Regions from separate parts of the Mus musculus genome. Here region 2 is linked to region 1. A link is a loop called in an ENCODE intact Hi-C map of the cell type or tissue named here. Cell type or tissue: gastrocnemius. All regions are shown on one strand. Each heading gives the region's core, and the rest is flanking DNA. Links, peaks and the distances in the headings are about the cores only.

Evidence for each region. A loop is a pair of places that touch in the nucleus more often than their neighbours do. Peaks named below come from ENCODE experiments on the same cell type or tissue, not always from the same donor. Only the 100,000 strongest peaks of a DNase experiment are listed, where the experiment ranks them.
Region 2: it touches region 1 in a loop (6-fold over the local background); 36 of 42 quality-filtered maps call a loop at or near these places.

What each region holds. Positions count from the first base shown.
Region 1 is chr16:30,594,103-30,602,913 of GRCm38, forward strand. Fam43a (family with sequence similarity 43, member A) reads left to right here and starts at 5,621. Exons shown (of 1, transcript NM_177632.3): 1 at 5,621-8,695. The coding sequence starts at 6,498. The coding sequence ends at 7,772. In gastrocnemius, for the core only: CTCF peaks have their summits at 3,079 (motif pointing right), 5,673 and 7,443 (motif pointing right); DNase peaks (open chromatin) are centred at 1,424, 1,921, 3,068, 4,468 and 5 more places; H3K4me3 peaks cover 3,518 bases; H3K27ac peaks cover 3,345 bases.
Region 2 is chr16:30,972,690-30,980,689 of GRCm38, forward strand. The region is part of intron 3 of Xxylt1 (xyloside xylosyltransferase 1); the gene reads right to left. It overlaps Gm15742 (a long non-coding RNA gene), which reads right to left and starts at 3,782. Exons shown (of 2, transcript XR_384807.2): 1 at 718-3,782. In gastrocnemius, for the core only: a CTCF peak has its summit at 4,760 (motif pointing left); DNase peaks (open chromatin) are centred at 918 and 4,728; H3K27ac peaks cover 3,776 bases.

The DNA of each region.
Region 1 (8,811 bases), core at 1-8,000:
CCATTTTTACTTTATAATATTTTCTGAGAAATGAAACTATGCAGGTATTGTTTTTAAAGTTTAAAATACTGACGAGATCAAAGTTAATACACAAAACAAAGGGATTCCGTGGCTACCACACTGTCACGAACCTAAGTGTGATCTTTTTTCTTTGAGACAGGGTCTCACTATATAGCCCTGGCTGTCCTGTAAGGAACTCACTCTGTAGACCAGTCTGGCTTTGAATCCACAGAGATCTTGCAACCTCTGCCCTCTAAGGGTTGCGATTAAACCTGTGGACCAACATTCAGGGCCTAAGTGTTATCTTTACTACAACAGAAACCAAAATCTTGCTACTAGAGTCTGGTGACAGATATACTTTGGCTCAAACCTTTTTCAGAACCATTAAAAAGTGGATTTTTCACAGAGGGCCAGTGAATGGAGAGATGTAAGTCTGACTAGTGGGGAATGACTAAACCTAGTTGATAAAATTAACCAGAGGGTCCCAAAACATAGACTTTTTTTAAAATCAGGTGTAGCACATGAGTTTTAAAATAAATATAATAAATTTATTTAAAAGCCTTGGCTTTGTAGGTAGCAAAAGTAAGGCGGCATGAAATTCAGATTTAAGCCATATGGAGCCTCATCCTGGCTGCCAGTAAACTGCTCTCTGGCCATGCACACTCTCTCTGGGCCTTGGTTTCTTAGTCTTTAAAACCAGAGGGTTTGACTAGGTTACCATGAAGCGCTCTCTAGTTCTGGCAGTGTGCATGTAAGACCCAACTGTTACTGTACAAATATTCACATGGCTACTGTCCATTTCACATTCCACGCATTGGCCATACATTGGTAGCAGGCCTGAGCTAGGGGCTGACGAGACTGCAGTGGATGAAACGCAGGTACCCACTAAAGGAGCTCACAGCCTAGTGAGGAAAATGGAGAGTCAACCTGACAGTGTTGTTAACCAGATGAGAGCTATAGCAAAGAGAACAAGTGAGGTTGAGGAGGAAACAGAATGGTTCCTGGAGAAGACACCATCTGAGCTGGCTCTTGAAAATGAGTGTCAGGGCTGGGGCGGAAACTCAGCGGTAAAGCTTCTGTCTGACATGGTCCTTAGGTTAGTTCCCAACGTAGAAGAGGAAGAGGAGGGGGGAGGAGGAGGAAGAGGGGGAGAGGAAGAGGAGAGGAGGGGGAGGGAAGGAGGACAAAGAGGAGGCAATAATGGTGGTGGGGGAAGACAAACTAGGGACCAGCCAGGGAAAGTGACAGAAACCATTTCAATTAGATGGCACCATACAAGCAATAGAAGGGACAGAAGAAGCAGTCTCAACAGCCCAAGGGGAAGGCCAGGCCATCCTTCATTGCCTAGCACGGATTCTGTTGCCAGGAAAGGTCAAGGAGGCTGGGCAGCTAGGTAGGGGGCCCAACATCAGAATGCTTGTGTGTTGGGCTGAAGGGATTGTGCCTGGAGTTGGTAGGAAGCCACTTCAGTGTTGAAACTAGGAAGAGGCACAAGGCCAGGGCTGTGGTGTGGTGACTACAGAGTAGCTCTGAGGAGACAGGCTCAAAAGGAGAGACTTCTGAGCTATGGGGGAAGAGGTAGGTATGTGTGTGGACACACCGTTTGCTGTGAGTTTGGTTGGGACACGAGTCAAGGTCTAACTGCCTCAATTGTTTGTTGGGGAACTATCGGTTCAGTTCTGCTTGTCACTACAGAGACAACTATCTGTCCAGGGACATCTTCTAAGAAGATTGGCTCTATCATTCTGTTTCCTGTCGCTATAACAAAACACGAAAAGTTAGCCACTTAGCGAGAAAAATGGTTTATCAAGTCCACAGTTTAGGAAGTCTAAAATCTAAACAACATAGCACTGGATCTGCCAAGAAGCCCCTTGGCTGCTTCCTCTCACGGCAGATGGCGTGGCATACATCAGAGCCTACACATGACAGAGAAACCATGTGGTGAGACACAAGGCTGGAAAAGGATCCGAGGGCCCGCTTTTGCTCTTTTGTAGTGATATTGTTTGGTGGAAATTAGCTGGAGTCCCACACAAATGGTGGGAAACCCCTCGAAGGGCGGTGCCTCAAGTGACTCAGTCGCTTCTCATTAGTGTTAGTGGAGGCGGCTGCAGGGCTGAGGGGGTTAAAAAACCTCACAGGAGTCCAGGACAAAGGGGCTGCAACTGTAAGATGCTAGGGTCACAGAGGGGGACGAAGAAGCCTGAAAGTCCTTGAGTCCATTTAGCTTATTACAAAACCTAAATGCCTTTATATTAGCTGTGGCTTTTGTTCAGGACAACATTGCGTAAGCCAACAGCCACAGTAAAGAAGGAAGGGAAGTGGGGGGGGGGGGGAGATTAAGTTTAATGCAATGCCTTCGATCTACCTCACAGTAGCCTAAATGTTGTTACTCAGCATGGAATTCATATACAATTATTACAACTTTTTGGTCTAATTAAGTCATCAAAAAGCACATTTGTGGTGTACTTCAACTTGAGTCAACCACCTCCTGGGTGCTCGAGAGCCACGCACACCAACTTTACCAGACTGTGCAAGCATCTCTTTGAGTGCCTGGCTCCCTCAGATGTTCGGTGTTCATGGCTATCCCCGAGAAACATCTTCCAGCTTTGAAAGCAGCCACTTTCACTCCTAGTACTGCCTCCTGTTCACCAGCGACTTAGCATTTTATTCCTTTTATTAGGCATTTTATTCCTTGGGTGTTGGTCATCTGCCTCTCCACAGGCTATCACTCCCAGGAAAGCAAACACCCCCAGCTGCACTACTGCTCAGCCTCCAGCAATGTCATCACCACAGCAGACTCTACAAATATTTTTTCAAAGGATTCCAGAGTCACCATTGTCACCTTGAAGTCCGTGTCCAGTGAGTGGGACAGCGGGGGAGGAGGAGCACTATGCAAAACACACAGTGGCAGAAAGCCAGTTCAAAAGCCCTCTAGGAGGCTGGTTCTCAGATGCCAAGTGAGAGGCTGGCACTCCTGCTGGCAGCGTTTCTTTTCAGCTGTGACTTGGTGTATTGATTCAATCGCCGGCTTGTCCAGTTTTGTGAGAAACAACCTCACCAAGCGGCACTTCCGCCTGCCGCCAGTAGATGGAGTAGCGTCATTGAAAATTCAGCCCATAGTGTCTAACCAGTTTCTCCAAGGACCCTGCTGAGCGGTTCTCTGTGAACCTGCTTGTCATCTGCTCCTCCCTCTCACCGAGGGTCTGCGACCTCAGAGTTCAGCGAGGCTGGCCAGGTTCTCCAGACGGCAAGGTAGGTAGACCCCCCAAAGGCTATCCAAGGTCCAGGTCTGCAGGAGATATAAAGGTTTCTTCCTTCCTGGGTCTTAGAGCACAAGCCCAGGACGTGACTCACACATGGGGTGTTCCCATTCACCTAGAACCTTTCTGCTCTTCCAAGATCGAAACAAGCTTATTAAACAGGTAGTTAGGCATGACACAGCCTGTACCTCTGAGACTGGTGCTCTGGCTGCCACCAGAGAGCTGTAGTGGATGCTTCCTTATCGCTGCTTCTCTCTGGTTTCTCTGTAACTGGGTGTAGCCCATAGTCATACCTTCATTGGAGATGAGACCAGCTTTGGTCCTCTTTTTGCTCCCCGAAGCCCTTCTGGCCCTCAGACATCCTGGACACTTGGCAATGTTAACTTCTTGGATATGGGCTCTAGTTTAGAATTTAGAGTTGGGGATTATAGAGGATCACTCAGCTGAAGGCTAAGTTGGCATGCTTTCCCCAGAATATTTTGTTCTTTCGAATTTGCAAGTTGTCATTATTGGCATTGAACAATAATTTCTATTGTGTGCACACACAAATACGCACAATATTGCAGTCCCTTTGGCAGAAAAGAAACATCAATGTTGGCATGATGGATTATTATAATTCTGGTTTGTTCCATCCTGGTGTCTGGTATTCCCCCCCCCCCCCCCGCCTTAGCCCACCCACACAGCTGGCAAGTTGGGCACTAGGACCCTCGTTAACGGCCAGTCAGGAAAAGGCCATTTCTTCCTACAGAGAGAGAGGGTTTTAAATCCATTATAGGACATTTCTTTGATGGGGAAACATTTCTTTATTGTTATCACTGACTCTGTCGAATCTCATACAAGTGTCTGCATTTTAATCTTGGCATTGCATCATCCTCTGCTCTCAGAGAGCCCTCCAATCCCCCTCCCACTTGGGGAAATCATCTTTCAAACATCGCTTGCTCCCTGGATCCTCTTTAATTTTCTTAGTCACTGGGAACTCTCTTTTCTCTTTTCCCAGATTCTCATAGGACTTTGGGCTTTTCTGGCTGAAGTTAACCCAGCAAAAAAAAAAAAAAAAAAAATATATATATATATATATATATATATATATATATATATATATGTTTGCTCGGATGTCTCATTCATCAAATAGAAGTCGTTTAGCTTTTACTGGTTGGCCCCTGGGTGTCCAGAAGGTTGTGGAGGGTTCAGAGGGGCAAGCCGGCGAGTGAGGGTATCTTGTCTAGAGCTAGACATGGTGGTGCATGCCACAATGTGGAGACGGAGACAAGAGGATCCAAATGTGCGTAGAGCCTGATCGAGGTAACCAGATCCTGTCTCAGGGGAGGGAAAATAAAGGGGAACAAACAAACCCCACGTTGTCCAGTTAGCTCGTGAAAAAAGAGTATGAAAAGTATCATCTGAGTTTTTACTAAGCATTGTCACCCAAATTGCATCAGTGATGGCTCTACAAACAGCAGCACAGCCTTACTTAGAAACTTCATATGTCTCGAAAAAGTGCCTTACTCTGAGGGTCTGTGGCAGTTTGGGTCGGGGGTGGAAACTGGAAGCAAGTAACTTAGGGACCATTCACTACTGTGTTCAATATTGTTCATGGCAGTCATCTTAACCACGAACTTTCCACTACCTGCTTGCTGCTCACCGGCGGATAAATGGCACCAGGAGAAGAGTAACAGGCAAAAAATTGATTCTCTTATAGTTTGCCCCCCCCTCCTGATTCCCCCCCCCCCCCCCCCCAGTTTCTCTGTGTAGCCCTGGCTCTCCTGGAACTCACTCTGTAGACCAGGCTGGTCTCGAACTCAGAAATCCGCCTGCCTCTGCCTCCCAAGTGCTGGGATTAAAGGTGTGCGCCACCACCGCCTGGCTCTTTATTTTCCTTAATAGATGATTATTAAAGAATAATAGTAAACAGAACCTGCAAATTCTCTTGAAGTTGTCACAGAAGGAACACAACAACAGTCACCACAACGACAAAATACTACGCAATTTTCCCCAGAGCCTACAAGCTCAACTTCCACCGCCTCCTCCAGAAGTTTCGATCTAGACGTAGACTTATTCAGCGAGTTGCAATTTAGCCTAGGGTGGAGTGTCAAAGTTTAAGTTCCTCTTGCTATCTATCGGGTAACTCCAGGTCTTTTGGTTTCTATAGCTAAAAGAGATGCTGGTAAATTTGGAACGTGGTTGCCTAAGTGGACTAGTCTTCCCTTCTCTCGACCAGTGCCTGCAACCTGGTCCCTTTAAGAGACCAGAACTGCGTCCGGCGTCGCAGCCCTAAAGGGATCCTCTCCTGTGCTCCTCCCCTGTCCGCGCGGTGAATGGTTCGTGCCGGCCTATATTAACCCGAGATCTTCCTCCCGGACGGCAATGATGTGAAGCGAGCAAGTCGGCTACCGCGCGCACGACCACAGAGGGCGCGCTGCAGATCGCCGAGAACCCCGAAGCGGAGCCGGACACCCCCGGAGGGAAGCAATGAGGTAGCGGCAGTCCCCGGAGCGGACGATGTGCGCGTCCTGCCCTCCGAACCCCGCGCTACCTTGGCCGAGACGGCCGAGCGCGAGTCTCCGGCGTCCCCTCGGAGCGAGGATGCAGTGAGCTGCGGGACCGCTGTGCTTGGCCCGCCGCGGCCAGCCAGACCTCTCGGACCACACTTGGGGCAAGCTGCTTATTCAGGGACCAGTCCAGCCAAGGGGCTCGCCCTCTTCTGCACCCACTGGGGGTGGGGAGCACCGGCCCCTGGGCGCACTGCTGTAGTTTCCGCGGCTCCTGGCCCTGGCCCAAGACTTGTGTGTGTGTCACGTTCGCTGAAGAAGAGTTCCAGCTTATTTCTCTCACCATCCCGGTTGCTTTGGCCGAGCCGCCCACCTTTATTTATTTGTACGCACTCATTTGGCCTTTTTCTAAAATATTTTCCGCTCCGCTCTCTTATTTTGTTGCTTGTTTGAGACTTTTGTCCTGGTCCTCCTCATCTAGGCTTCTCTCTCTCTCTCTCTCTCTCTCTCTCTCTCTCTCTCTCTTTCCTGAATATTTTTTTCTAATATCCTACCCCAGTCCCTGCGGGGTTCCCAAGCACTATCTGGCCTCTCCTGCCTCCATCTCCCTGCCCCGGAGGTCCTCCCAGCCTGAGTTTTATTTTTCGAGCTTGCCCGGGCCAAGCGTAGCCTGGGTTGGTGGCCCTGCGGGGCTCTCACCCCGCGCTCGGCCACCGCCGCCCCAGCCACTCCCGGGCGTCCTCCGGAGATGCTGCCGTGGAAGAAGCACAAGTTCGAGCTGCTGGCCGAGGCGCCGCCGCGGCAGGCGTCCAAGCCTAAGGGCTACGCTGTGAGCCTGCACTACTCCGCGCTCAGCTCCTTGGCGAGAGCCTGCCCGGAAGGCGCGCTCAGCCGGGTGGGCAGCATGTTCCGCTCCAAGCGCAAGAAGCTGCACATCACCAGCGAGGACCCCACTTACACTGTGCTCTACCTGGGGAATGCCACCACCATCCAGGCGCGCGGGGACGGTTGCACTGACCTAGCGGTGGGCAAGATCTGGAGCAAGAGTGAGGCCGGCCGTCAAGGGACTAAGATGAAGCTGACCGTGAGTGCGCAAGGCATCCGCATGGTGCATGCCGAGGAGCGAGCGCTGCGACGTCCCGGCCACCTCTACCTGCTGCACCGCGTCACCTACTGTGTGGCAGACGCGCGGCTACCCAAAGTCTTCGCCTGGGTATACCGGCATGAGCTGAAGCACAAGGCGGTAATGCTACGCTGCCACGCGGTGCTGGTGTCCAAGCCGGAGAAGGCTCAGGCCATGGCTCTGCTGCTTTACCAGACATCAGCCAACGCTCTGGCAGAGTTTAAACGTCTCAAGCGGCGGGATGATGCGCGTCACCAGCAGCAGGAGTTGGTGGGCGCACACACCATCCCACTAGTGCCGCTGCGCAAGCTGCTCTTGCACGGACCTTGCTGCTACAAGCCGCCAGTGGAGCGCAGCCGCAGCGCTCCCAAGCTGGGCTCCATCACCGAGGACCTGCTTGGGGAACAGCAAGAGGAGGAGCTGCAGGAGGAAGAAGAGGAGCATCTGGAGGACTGCCTGGAGGAGGAGGAAGAAGAGGACGGTGTGGGGGATGGGGATCCAGCAGAGGAAGAGGCTGAGGCGCAGAGGGCGCTGGTGGTGGCCATGCAGTTGGAATGTGAGGACTTGCTGGACCCGCTGGAAAATGGCCACGAGGAGGCGTTGGGGGACGGCGGGGTCTCGCTGGGCCCCAGCTCGGGGACATCACTTCCTCTGTCAGTCTGTGCCTCAGACATGAAGGCCCAACTGTCACAGCTTATTAGTGACCTGGGCGACCTTAGCTTTGGCAATGACGTGAGCACCCTGGAGACCGATTTAAGGGTGACACGCCTGCTGTCGGGCGAGAGCACAGGCAGCGAGAGCTCCATCGAGGGCGGAGGCCTGGATGCCACCCCTGTCAGCCCTGGCAACCCATCGGGCCCTGCTGACAGCACCAGCCTAGATGAGCCCTACTCGGGCTAAGCTGCCAGAAGACTTCTCTGTGCGCCCCTCCCAACATACACATAGTGGCTCCCCAACAGTAGTTCTATTCCCCCTAACCTCCAGGAAAGGGAAAATGATGCACTTGAAGCCCAGACCCGACTTTGGAGTTTTCTGGGGAAGCTATTCCCTCTTGCTAGTTGCCCCAGCGCTTTGGCTCAGAGGTGGCTCAGGTTGTGAACAGGGGGATGGGGGGCAGGGAGGGCGAGAAGCACTACAAAGGTGGGTGAGGGAGAGCTGGCTGAAGTTGGAAAAGGCCAAGGGCGGGCTGGAGGTGCCCAGCAGCCGGTTTCCTGTTTGTGAGGCAGCTGGGGCTAGGGAAGGAGGGGTTAACTTCCTCTCCAGACCCCCTGACTGGAAGGCCTCTTTCTGTCATCAATATCTCATTAACAAAGTCACTTTCAAAACGTTGGAGGCTTCAATGCCACTTTACCTGCCCCCAGTTCTTTCGGATAGGGGAGCTTGGGCTGTTTACCTCAGACTCAAACTCTTGAAAGTTTGCCAAATTTCTCAAATAACTCTTCTTGGGGGGGGGGGCAGTGTATGAAAGTCGTGTTTTGTTTACAGTTAAAGAAACCTAATATCTAAAAAACAAAAAAGGAATTTTCCTTTAGAAATACACACCTTCCTCTGGCCCCAAAGCTCCTACTCCATGATGCTATGTAAAATATTTTTGCACTGTTGTGAAGTATTTTTGACTTTTTGTTTTTTGTACATAACTGTGTTCTCGGAGCTGAATGTTTATATCTCTTTTGCTGTGCAAAAGATACCTGTAAAATGTTGTACGGTTGTATATATGGAAATGTGTATAAAACATTTTGTTATTTTTTTGAGCAGCCTTGTTTCAGTTCTGTTGGCATGTCAGCAGCGGGGTGAGAATAAAGAGGAAAAGCTGTCAGAACAGGCGAGAGCCTCTGGAAATGCTACCCCAGATGATTGGCGGGGAGGAGGTGGGGGCGGGGTTGTGCCTCCAGTTTTAGTGTGGTCCTGCTGTGGCTGGAAGAGAGCCGGAGGTGAGACC
Region 2 (8,000 bases), core at 1-8,000, 380 kb after region 1:
TGTAAACGCTGCTTTTAGAAAAAGCTGCTTTTAAGTGTACCTCTGGTAAATATTTGAGATTTATTTCTTGCTGGGCATAAAAAATAGAGGAAAACAAGAGTGTAAGGCACAGGGATGGAAATTTTAGGAGGGCCTTAGATGGTACCTGTGAAAGACTCTCCTGACCTCCGCTGTTGTTCCCACCAAGTCACTGCTCTGGCAGTGAATGGGCACACTGTCCCGCCCTCATCGGTGGCCTTCTGATGGCCACAAGGATGATATTTACCCTGGACCTCCTGTCTACACACCCAGCACCGGGTCTTGTCTCCAGCGGTGTGACCTATGGGAATGGACGTAGTTGTAGCACACTGTTAGACAGTGTGATCTAGCCAAGAGGCAGGTGTCTGCTGTTCATCTGTCCTGACAGCAGTGACGCCACGCTCCCCACTTTCTGAAGACCCGATCCCAGGCCATGAGAAGCCGGGCCATCTGGCCATGCCCTGTCCACCCCAGGTTCCTCTGCTCCATCCACACTGACATTCCTGCTGATTCTGCATATGCCATTCTCACCAGGGCCTTAGCTGCTGTGCCCTCTTTCCTCACCATCCACACAGCTACCTTCTAATCAAACCACAGCCCAGAGGCCAATTCCTTAGTGAAGTCTGCAAGGGCCCCATAAGCCACTCTGACCCACTGAGTTGTCATACCGTTGGGGATAGAAATGGTGTCTTTACATACCTGAATCCCCACTGCCTGGCCCCGTGCCTGGCACAAGGCAGGGGCCCAGCCCACGCTTACTGAAGTGAAGTAGTCCAGACAGATGCACTTTCACCAGCAAACAGCAAGGGCTGAACTTGACTTTCCGAGAAAGGTCTCTACTGTGTCCACACAGCCAGGACTCCTGCCAGCATCGGTAAGGAGCTGGCACAGCACCAGGAGCACCCACAACACAGCACATGGCCGAGAGGTCGTGACTAGGAAGCAGCATGCTATCTTCAAAGTCTGTTGGGCCACTGCCAGAGACACACAGGCCTGGCCACACACTGCCACACTGTACATCCTCTGGCTAATCAATTCACAGTGCAGAAATAACAATGGGCCCCACAGTGCCTTCATTAACCTCCTAGATCACATGGGAAAACACAGACTGATGAGCACCTCAGGGAACCGAGCAAAACATCCCCTGCTGCAAAGCCTGCCTGGCCCTTGGGTCATTTTTCTTTTCTCTTTTTGAGAAATGTATACAATTTCTATGTGCTTTAGGTAAACATTTAAAAACATTAATTAGTCCCAGAGACACTTTGTATACTATAGATTTAGTGTAATCTGAGTAAAGTATGGTGGTTAGAAATGAATCTCTGATTATCATGTTTCCTGAACAGAAATGAGAACAGCTGGCCCTGTACTAAGATAAATATATGAAATTGGAACACATCAGAAAGTATGTCCTGCATGCCTTATTTTTTCAACAGTTAGCAAAGAATTGATTTTTAAATTGTATGTGTTTAATGTTTACAGTGTGATGATTTATATATACATAAATGGTTAACAAAGATAAACAAATTAATTTTATGTGTTCATTTTTATTATGTGCGCACATGCGTGTGAACGCATATGCATGTAGAATATCTAATCTATACTCTTTATAGCAAAAACCCTTAATCTAACAGCGCTATTGCCTTCAACCCCCTTGGTGTCCATCAGATCTGAGACTTCCCCAGCCCTACATTTTCTTCCTACCCTGACCTCTATGGCCGTAGCTATCACCTTGCCTCCAGAATCATCTCTGTGTAGTAAACACCTAGCTTTTGCCTTTGAGATCCCGTGTACAAGCGAGATCAAGCTGTCTTCCTCCTGTGCCTGGGTTATACCACTTAGTAGAAGGCCCTCAGCTCACACACGTTGTGGCCATGGCAGAATATCCTCCTTATTACAGGGTGAAGGATCTTCCAGTGTACGTTTATCACATTTTCTGTATCCACACATCCACCCGTGGACACTCTGTATCTGGCCACAGTTGTCACTGCTGCAGTGAACGCGGACTGCACTGCAGGTTTCCTTACAGCACAGACTGCCTTCCTTTGCGCACGCACACGCGGGAGCACTTCTGCTTTCCATATTGACTCTGTAAGTCTACAGCCCCAACAGCAATGGACAAGGATTTTCTTTTCTCCACGCCTTACCCACGTTTCTCTCTTCTTTTTGATAACAATGTGACTGAGGCGGAAGACTTTCCAACTGTCTGGATTTTAAGCATCTGTAGACTGAAATGATCCCACTGGACAGGCTGCCTGATGGGAGGCAGGCATGGGGCAATGCTGTGGGAGCTAGGGAGAAGAGGGGGGCACAAGCCCTACGTGGGAAGGATATCAGACTGGGATACCAGGCTGGGCCTAGCCGCCACACTAAGTGGTTTTATTTGGGAGTAAAGGGAAGTGCAGAAACATTGTCACACCCAGGAGCCAGTATTGATAGTTTCTGGATCCTTCCGAGTTGCATAGGCCGACTCCTACAAGCTCAGAATCCAGGAGAGACCTAAGTAAGCTAAGACAAGAACTAAATTTAAAACAGCAACAACGATGCTTTTTGCCTTTTAGAATTATTGATTATTCTTGTGCTTCTCCCTTGACTCAAGGGGAAGAGGAAGAGGCCACATTTTGTGTGACCTTTAAAATCTATCACACAGCCAGCCAGAGAGGACTGTGGCTCAGGACTTGGGCAACTGAAACAAAAAAGTGGAAGAAACAGTAACATTCTCTCACGCAAGCAGTACAAATGGCGTCTTTGTACAGCACGGAATGAACCTGTCCAGGCTCCCCAAGAAGACAGGAGCTGACCCCAGACTACCTCGATTCTGGTGGCTGGACAGGCCTAACGTGCATGTACCTAAGGGTCCTACTCAGCCATGTGATCATATGTTCTAAATACTCACTGATCAAGTGAACCAAGACTAATATCCCTGCAAATTTACCTCCCACTGGTATTTACTTTCATACGTTAGTACATATATAACTATAGTATGCCAACTAGTCCCCTTTCTCAATGCTACGGCAAGTAACTGACAAGAAAGTACTTAAGGAAGGCTATTTGGTCACAGTCTGAAGTAGAGCCCGCAATGAGGAGGAAGGACTGAGCCCAGCATGAGCTGTGGCAGCAGGAGCATGGAGCTCTCACACACCAGAGGGGCAGAGAGCAGAGAGCGATGATCCTGACACCTGACCCATTCACATCTTTTTTCCTCTACCTATTCAGTCGGATCCATAGACCAGCACTGCACACACTCCCTAACCCTCCCTGGATGCCTTTACAGGGGCTGTTTCCTAACCTAACCAAGGTGAAAATGGCAAGCAAGCATCACAGACAACCAGAGTCAGACTGAGTAAAGGCTCATGGTGAATGAAGATAGGAGCCTAGGACCATGGACTTAGCAGGACCACTCTGGGTGCCTGGTGCCATTGAGCTGACCTCGAGGGACCATGGTGTGTGAGTGGGATGCAGGGATAGGAGGCCAGGGGCCACAAGAGAGAAATGAGACTTCAGAAACAGAACTAGAGAAGTCACAGACAGGATGCAGCAACTCAATAGTAAGGTGTTACATGGCGCCCACAGTGGAGTCGCTCAGTTACCTCAAACAAATGTCTGTACACATCAGAGAGAGCAGGTGACATAAAAGCATCGGATCTTTACTTAACACCTTTAAAGTGTTAATGACGAAAGTGGCTCAGTATATTCTTTATGTAAAAAGAAGCAGGAAAGCTGGGCAGTGGTGGAGCACACCTTTAATCCCAGCACTTGAGAGGCAGAGGCAGGCGGATTTCTGAGTTCGAGGTCAGCCTGGTCTACAGAGTGAGTTCCAGGACAGCCAGGGCTACACAGAGAAACCCTGTCTCAAAAACCAAAAAGAAGAAGAAGGAGGGGGGGGGAGGAGGAGGGGGAGGAGGGGGAGGAGGAAGAGGAGGAGGAGGAGAAGGAGGGGGAGGAGGAGGAGAAATGCCTTTCCACGTCACACTAGGTCTGCTCTGGTTAGCAAGGACTACTTCTGCAGGGCCTGATTTGTGGGGAAACAGCTGGACAGAAACCAGAGTCTACACAGCAATGAACTGCAGACCTACTTCAGTTGGGGTCCGCAGGATGCACGTACACTATCTAGACCGGCACCCCTGGGGTCATCCTGCTGAGACTTACAGTGTCCCCAGCATCTTGGGCTCACCTTTCCTTTATTCCTGATGCTTGTCACAGCCTTTAAGGACTTGCTGCCTCCCATTTCCTGGCTTTCCTTTATGGTGACAGTGTCCTTTTAGAGGTAGTATTTATATGCTCCTACAAGGCTTCTGATTAATGCCAGGCAGTGTTTCCCTGCTTGTAGCCTTTAGTGTCGGTTGGAACCACACAGGTACTGATTCTAGTGCGGGTAAGGACTGCTTTAAGCTAAATATGAGTTCTTTACATCCAGTATCTCACTTGTCATTATTAGATAAAGTGACAGAAAATAACCATGAGTTACTTTAATCACTGATAACTCCACAAGGCTTTTGTGGAGACCAAAAGGACCGTCATTTGTTATCTACTAGTGTTCTTTATAGAGGGAGAACTGTGATTTACTGTGCACTCCTTCCCCTTCGCCTCTCCCAGGCGATTAACCATCTCCAGTTGGCTGTGCCTCAGAGTGGCATCCAGGTCTGTAGGCTGAACATTTACAGAGCACAGCCAATCAGCCTGGGGTGGGGGAGGAGCCCATAGAAGGTCTGCTAACAACTCAGTGCAACTCAGGTGTGACCCCTGCTGGCAGTGAGTGCTACTGCAGTCCTGCTGTACATAGCACAGGAAGGTTAGGGAGGGTCAGGGAGGGCTGTCCAGGAAGCTAGGGCAGGGTAGGTGAGAGCAGCAACCCAGTTTTAACTTGAAGCCTCATTTGTTTCCCCACTGCTCAGCTACCTCCAAATCAGGACCCAAGTGTGTGCCCCCATCCTGAGCCCCCAAGAGAGGGATCCTCCCCCATTTACTCTCCTGGGTCAGGTTAGAACCTCCAGGCTCTCCCCTGGAAGGATAGGGAGAATGGCAAGGAGATGCTCAGAGAGCCCTGGTCAACCAGCCACAGACCAAAGATAAACTGCTCCTGGCTGGTAATAAAATTAGAGACTCCTTAGGGTCCTTTTCTGTTGGTAACAGGATTAGGAAATAAATCCCCAACACATGGGGCATCTGCCCCGTGCCTTGCGGAAGACAGCGCTCGGTTCTGTTTGCCTAGTGCAGCCTTCACTTTGCAGCTTCCCTGTGGCAAGGCGGCATGCTGTCTCCTCCCAACTTTCAGAGGGAAGGAAGGGCTGTGGGCTCTAGGGTATACTTAACAAGGACTGTCAGGACTAAACCTCACCAGTCTTTCTGAGCCTCCCACTTCAAACTGACCAGCAAGGCTTCATAATCTCATATCCTCACGAGACAGGCATGGTGAGAACACCACCTCAGTTTTTAAATGGGAGAATTTAAACCCTGATATGAAACATTGCCAAACTCATTTTCCACAGTGGGGCTCCCTTGTCCAGTGGGTGCTAGCCAGTGCTGGGATGAGGGAGCAGGGGTTGGGGGGAGAGGTTCTGTGTACAGCAAATAAGACTAATGCTATATAGCTTTATACAGTTGAATCACATCAACTTTAATACACGTTGAAAATGGTCCTGCCCAAGGAAGACAGTTCTAAGGGCGCTCTGCACACCACTCTCCACGATGAGTCTCACTCCTCACTCCACAGATCAGACACCACAGTCAAGATCCTGGAGACCCACAGAGGCAGCCCTGGAGAGCCACAAATACAAGTGCAATCATAGGCCTCTCCTGTCAGTTCATTTCCCTTCGCTAAATGCAATCATGTACCGAAAACAGTTCTGCAGAGATGCTAGCCAGAAATGCACAAATTACATGTATAAAAATATACAACCAGATATACCCAAGTGTTTGGAATTAGGCACAACTGGCGCCTTTCTCAAGCACATCCAACTAACTGCTAACTCTCTCCCCCTCATTTGCCATTTAGTAAAATATTTCTTTGTTTAAAGAACTATATCTGTTTGTAAAACATATTCAAAGTGAAACTCAATCTATTCTTCCAGTTCTCTCTTTCTTACATCTGTCCCTGATAAATATCTCTGCGTATGTGCCTACAGGAGACACACACGCACGCGAATGCGCACACACACACACACACACACACACACACACACACACACACACACACGAAACATGCTGTGCTTCACCCTAGGGAAGCAAAGCCAGGATTTCTTTCTATAACAACTGTTAAAGCACTCCTGAGTGATACGAAGGCTGTGGCACAGCAAGCCTGGCACGGTGACGAGCCTCATCTGCAGTACACTCTTCACCACAGCCCCAAAGTATATTTCCAAAATACTGACCAGGCAATGAAGTCTTAACTAAAAATGGCCAGATCTAGAATTAGAAAACACCCTGTCTGGCGATTCTCCTAATCTGTCTCTGCACTATAGCAGATGCCACCATGTTGTAGATCTACACTCCTGGACAGCAGCCCCATTCAAAAGGCCTGTGCTCGCTCTCACCTGCCGGATGCTCTCCATGCCAGGAGCAGGGGGATCCGTATTCACTCCCTAGGGCTGCTGGACCAAAGTGCAACCTGCTGGATGGTTTAAACAACAGGAATTCCTCGGCCTACAGCTCAGGCTCCTGAGATCCTGCCCAGGCCTCTGGCTATGTCTGGTGGCTAACTGATGATCTTGGCCCTTTCTTTATTTGATGGAGGCAAAGCCCCGATTTCTGCCTTCACTTCCACGTGGCATTCCCCTGTTCTGAGTGCCTGCTGTAATTTCTTCTTTCTATAAGGGCAACAGTTGTATTGGATCACAATCTGCTCTACTGAGCTCACCTCAGCTAAGGACATGGGCAATGATTCTCTCCCCCAGTAAAGTCTGAAGTAGGACATCAACATAGAAGCCACTGGGAGATAAGGGGGCCAGGATGGGAGAGAGAGGAAGAGAGAGAAATGGAAGGAGGGAGAGACAGGCTGGGACTTAACCAACTTTTGGCTGGGCTTCCATGAATCCCACCAGCTAGTCTAGTTCTCTTGGGGTAGATGTTTGATGGCATCAGCATTTCCTAAGAAGGGGTGCACCTGTCATGGAGACTGGATTTCAGGGAAGAGACATAGTAGTAGTGGCCACTCAGGATATTCCTGCATCATTCCCTCCTCATACGTACACCACTTTGGCTGCCAACTTCATAATGATACATTTTTCTCAAAGAAACCTGCTGTCTTCAGGCTGGTGAGGCTGACAGACAAGGCTAATACATGCTGTCCCCAGAGAGCAGGGGAGCTATATTATCTCAGTTACCACAGAATAGAATTCTCCAAAATACACACTCAATTTAAAGTAGAAGTGAAATGGCCTGACGCTGCTTCCTGAGGGGAAATGTGTAAATATGGCTACTATTTACCCGCCTACTTGCGTAGTTTTTGTTCAAACAGAGCGTGCCTGCTGCATACGCAGAGAAACTGTTGAGACTGGCTGGAGATACCCTCGGAACTGATATCTTGCCCGCTGTACTCGGCACTACAGTTGCTGCGTATGTGCTGTGCAAATGCCTCGGTGCCGAGACTAATCCATAATCAGTACCAGCTCAGCCAATGTGAGCGTGGAGTCATTGTGTCTTAAAGCCGACAAGACCATTTCTCACTGAGCAGAGGATGGCAGCAAGGCTCAAAGGTATCTAGGTACAGCCTGGCAAAAGCCTTGTGTGATCCGTGGAACACTGGGTCAACACGGGCTGAGGCTAACTGGATGCCCCAGACTCCTGGACCATCAGCCCACATCAACCCACACTCCTGAGCAAGACAGAGGCAGTCCATGACGCCCACCCACTTGCCAGGAACATGCACACATGAACACAGGCATGCACCTCTCGGCTCCATTAAGCAGAGCATGAGTTTTGGAGTCTGATCTAACATCCTGGAAAAGGGACTGGTCCCTTTTGAGCCTTGCTTCCTGTATGATGGG